Linked DNA regions of Homo sapiens: region 2 is linked to region 1. A link is an interaction called in ENCODE POLR2A ChIA-PET data of the cell type or tissue named here. Cell type or tissue: Caco-2. All regions are shown on one strand.

Region 1 (2,500 bases):
GGAGACCATCCTGGCTAACACGATGAAACCCTGTCTGTACTAAAAATAAAAAAACTTAGCCGGGTGTGGCGGCGTGCGCCTGTAGTCCCAACTACTCTGGAGGCTGAGGCAGGAGAATGGCGTGAACCCAGGAGGCGGAGCTTGCAGTGAGCTGACATGGCGCCACTGCACTCCAGCCTGAGAGACAGAGCGAGACTCCATCTAAAAAAAAAAAAAGAAAATCACTAAAACGGTAGATTTTAAGTGTTCTCACCACACACAAAAAATATATGTATGTAAGGTAATGCATATGTTAATTGGCTCAATTTAGCCATTCTACCATATATACATATTTCAGAACATCATGTTGTATACCTATAAATACATACAGAGCTTATTTGTCAATTTAAATTAATCAAAGAAAGGAGAAGAAATCTTGGCCTTGCCTCTATATGGACAAGGTATTCACCTAATGTGTTCTTACTCTCCACAGCTAAAAATGTAGATGATTGAATTATTTAGAGGTAAAAAATGGGAGGCACACAAGTTGAAAACAAAATACACAACAGTTTTCAAAATGAATTGCCAATCTTTAAAAATCAGACTAATGATTAAAAGTCAGATATGAATTTCGGCTGGGCGCTGTGACTCACACCTGTAATCCCAGCACTTTTGGGAGGCTGAGGCGGGCAGAACACAAGGTCAGGAGTTCGAGACCAGCCTGACTAACATGGTGAAACCCCATCGCTACTAAAAATACAAAAGTTTGCCAGGTGTGGTGGTGCGCTCCTGTAATCCCAGCTACTCAGGAGGCCGAAGCAGGAGAATCGCGTGAACCCGGGAGGCAGAAGTTGCAGTGAGCCGAGATCATGCCACTGCACTCCAGCCTAGGCGACAGAAAAAGACTCTGTCTCAGAAAGAAAAAAAAAAAGTTAGATATGAATTTCTAGCTTCAGAATTTCTGGAATCTCCTGGTTAAAAAAAAAAAAAAAAAAAAGAGGCCAGGTGCAGTGGCTCACACCTGTAATCCGAGCACTTTGGAAAGCTGAGGTGGAAGGATCACTAGAGCCCAGGAGTTTGAGACCTGCCTGGGCAATATGGTGAAACCCCATCTGTATAAAAAAAAAAATAATAAAAAAATTAGCTGGGTGTGGTGGCAAACACCAGGAATTTGAGACCAGCAATATAGTGAGATCCCATATCTACAGGAAAAAGGAAAAATTTTTTTTGTTTTTCCTACCTAGTCCCAGCTACTTGGGAGGCTGAATTGGGAGGATTGCATAAGCCTGGGAGGCAGAGTTTGCAGTGAACAATGATTGTGCCACTGCACTCCAGCCTGGGCAACAGAGTGAGACCCCCATCTCTCAAAAAAATGAAAGTGAAGTATAACACTGGCTCATATTTCTGCGTAGCAACAATCACCTCGCCATGTAGCATCTGCCCCTTTGAGATGAGAGTAGTAGGCACCACTGTCCCCAGCTGGTTCATTCACTTATATTGCCTGCTTGACTTCTGTAATATCTGAATTCGTGACCCCTGGACTGGGTCGTCTCTGAGATGTCTTCCAGTTCTAAAATCATACAGCTGAAAATTACCCTATAATTTATTACCTAGGACATTTTTTCCAACAGATTTCTTGGAGAATTTAATGACTTTTAAGCAATTTATATCTCATTGACTTGCTTTGTCTTTTATAGCATATATATTAATTTTGCATTGTTGCTGCATATAAATTATCTAAGACTGTTAGCTTCTTGAAGGCAGGGATTGTGCTTTTCTCTTGCTCAGCATAACGTGTTGACTAAAGAAAACAAATTATTTCATTGAAAACTATTTTCGTGTAATTTATGATGTGTGTGTGCTCATAAACAATTCCTTTGAGTTTTAAATTTGGTTTTCTTATACATTCAATGTCTTTTAAAAATTGTTGTTTATTAAATGTGGAATAGTTGTGTAGGTAAAATACTTTATTAAACGATGCTAAAAAAACTATAAAGGACTACTTAAATAAGCTATTAAAAGTATATTTGTGATATATAAACCCACAAGTTAATATAAACTTATTGTGTAAGTTTATATAATAAACTTAGTTTGTCTAGGAATACATATTTTTAATTTCATTTTTCCTTTCATCTTTTTTTTTTCTTTTCTATACAGTATCGGGAAAATTGCCTGGCAGCAAAAGCACTTTTTCCTGACTTCTGCCTACCAGCTTTATGCCTCCAAACTCAGCTATTGCCATACCTTGCTCTACTAACCATTCCAATGAGAAATCAAGGTAATAACATAGGTTTTTCTTTTCTTTTAAGAAGTAGGGTTTATTTATTTATTTATTTATTTTATTTTTTTAGGGGGAGTCTCTACTGTCCAGGCTGGATTGCGGTGGCACGATCTCGGCTCACTGCAACCTCTGCCTCCTGGGTTCAAGCAATTCTGTTCCCTCAGCCTTCTGAGTAGCTGGGACCACAGGCACGCGCCCCCACACCTGGCTAATTTTTGTATTTTTAGTAGAGATGGGGTT
Region 2 (2,500 bases), 180 kb before region 1:
CTAACATAGGAACAAAGACCTGTACTCACCTATTTAGAATTCAAATCAGGTTCGTGATTGCGCTCTTAAAAAAAAAGAAAAAAAGAGAGAATACAACCAATATGCTAATATAATATCACTTGAGCCTAGGAGTTTGACGCTGCAGTGAACCACAATCACCCCACTGCACCCCAGCCTGTGTAACAGAGCAAGACCTGGTCTCGAAAAATAAATAATAAAGTATGTGCTAATATTATGTAATAATTACATATAACATTAGCAAAATTTGTTGAGTATCTCTGTGACAGGCCTATAAAGCTAGGACTACAGTGCCAGTTAGAGTTTAGGCCAGGCTCACTGATGTATGCCTGTAATCCCAACACTTTGGTAGTTTGAGGCAGGAGGATGGCTTGAGCCCAGGAGTTCAAGACCAGCCTGGGCAAAATAGCAAGACCCCATCTCTATAAAAATTTTAAAAAATTAGCTGAGCATGGTGATGTGCACCTGTGGTCCCAGCTACTCAGGAGGCTGAGGTGGGAAGATTGAGCCTGGGTGATCAAGGCTACAGTGAGCCATAATCATGCCACTGCATTCCAGCCTGGACAGTAGAGCTAGACCCTGACTCAAAAAAAAAAAACAAAAAAACATAGAGCTTAGAATTTGGTTGTTGATCCATATCTTGAAGGAAGAGAAGAGTGCCAAAAGACTGATTGGTACAAACTGATAGGAAGTCACAAAGCGTGGTCTCAGAACATTAAGTAAAGACAAAGCCAGCTGGGCACGGTGGCTCACACCTGTACTCCCAACACTTTGGAAAGCCAAGGTGGGAAGATTGCTTGAGCCAGGAGTTCAAGATTAGCCTAGGCAACATAGCAAGACCCCATCTCTATAAAAATTAGCCAGGCAGCCGCCCCGTCTGGGAAGTGAGGAGCGCCTCTGCCCGGCCGCCCCGTCTGGGATGTGAGGAGCGCCTCTGCCCGGCCGCCACCCCGTCTGGGAAGTGAGGAGCGCCTCTGCCTGGCCGCAGTGCAATCTTCCAAGTGTGAAGTGACAGCCTTTCTGCAGGTGTACCCAACAGCTCTGAAGAGACAGCAACCATCGAGAACGGGCCATGATGACGATGGCGGTTTTGTCGAAAAGAAAAGGGGGAAATGTGGGGAAAAGAAAGAGAGATCAGATTGTTACTGTGTCTGTGTAGAAAGAAGTAGACACAGGAGACTCCATTTTGTTCTGTACTAAGAAAAATTCTTCTGCCTTGGGATGCTGTTAATCTATAACCTTACCCCCAACCCCGTGCTCTCTGAAACGTGCTGTGTCCACTCAGGGTTAAATGGATTAAGGGCGGTGCAAGATGTGCTTTGTTAAACAGATGCTTGAAGGCAGCATGCTCGTTAAGAGTCATCACCACTCCCTAATCTCAAGTACCCAGGGACGTAAACACTGCGGAAGGCCGCAGGGACCTCTGCCTAGGAAAACCAGAGACCTTTTTGTTCACGTGTTTATCTGCTGACCTTCTCTCCACTATTATCCTATGACCCTGCCACATCCCCCTCTCCGAGAAACACCCAAGAATGATCAATAAATACTAAAAAAAAAAAAAAAAATTAGCCAGGCAGGAGGGGTAGTGTGTGGGTGTGTACCTGTAGTCCTAGCTACTTAGGAGGCTGAGGTGGAAAGATCACTTGAGCCCAGGAGTTTGACGCTGCAGTGAACCACGATCACTCCACTGCACCCCAGCCTGTGTAACAGAGCAAGACCTGGTCTCAAAAAATAAATAATAAAGTAAAACATTTTCAGACTGGCTAACAAATGAAAATCCAGTGCTATGCTATTTATAAGAGGCATAGCTAAAACTAAGATTTGGAAAGGTAAAAATAAAGAGATAGTCAACTGATCTTTGACAAAACGAGCAAAGGGAATACAATGGAGAAAAGATAGTCTTTTCAACATGGTGCTGAAAAAATTGGATATCCATCTAGACACAGACCTCACGTTCTTCACAAACATTAACTCAAAATGGATCCTAGACCTAAATGCAAAATGCAAAACTATAAAACCCTTAGAATATAACATAGGAGAAAATAAAAATAACCTTAGGTTTAGGAATGACTTTTTAGATATAACACCAAAGGCATGATCCATGAAAAATTAATTGATAAGCTGGACTTCATTAAAATAAAAAATTCTGCTCTGTGAGACACTGTCAAAAAAAGGCAAGCCACATATTGGGAGAAAATACTTTCAAAAGACATATCTGATAAAAGACTATTATAGAAAACATAAGGCTGGGCACGGTGACTCATGCCTGTAATCCCAGCACTTTGGGAGACCAAGGCGGGCAGATCACCTGAGGTCAGGAGTTCGAGACCAGCCTGGCCAACATGGCAAAACCCCATATCTATTAAAAGTACATTTGTATAAGTATATAATACATATTTACATGCCTATACAGTTAGACCTAACTTACAAATGGTTTATTCACGTATTTGGCAACTGTTACTTGGGCATTTACCATGTAACA

What was found. Peaks named below come from ENCODE experiments on the same cell type or tissue, not always from the same donor. Only the 100,000 strongest peaks of a DNase experiment are listed, where the experiment ranks them.
Region 2: POLR2A ChIA-PET joins it to region 1 with 10 read pairs; 2 of 35 experiments call an interaction of 5 or more read pairs at or near these places.

Annotation. Positions count from the first base shown.
Region 1 is chr5:69,397,913-69,400,412 of GRCh38, forward strand. RAD17 (RAD17 checkpoint clamp loader component) reads left to right here. Exons shown (of 19, transcript NM_133338.3): 17 at 2,137-2,257. Among named protein-coding and RNA genes, the nearest start is that of MARVELD2, 16 kb to the right of the region's middle. In Caco-2, no CTCF peak of the experiment used is centred here; no DNase peak of the experiment used is centred here.
Region 2 is chr5:69,219,623-69,222,122 of GRCh38, forward strand. The region is part of intron 1 of KGD4 (alpha-ketoglutarate dehydrogenase subunit 4); the gene reads left to right. Among named protein-coding and RNA genes, the nearest start is that of KGD4, 3.1 kb to the left of the region's middle. RefSeq lists an enhancer at 363-987. In Caco-2, no CTCF peak of the experiment used is centred here; a DNase peak (open chromatin) is centred at 1,369.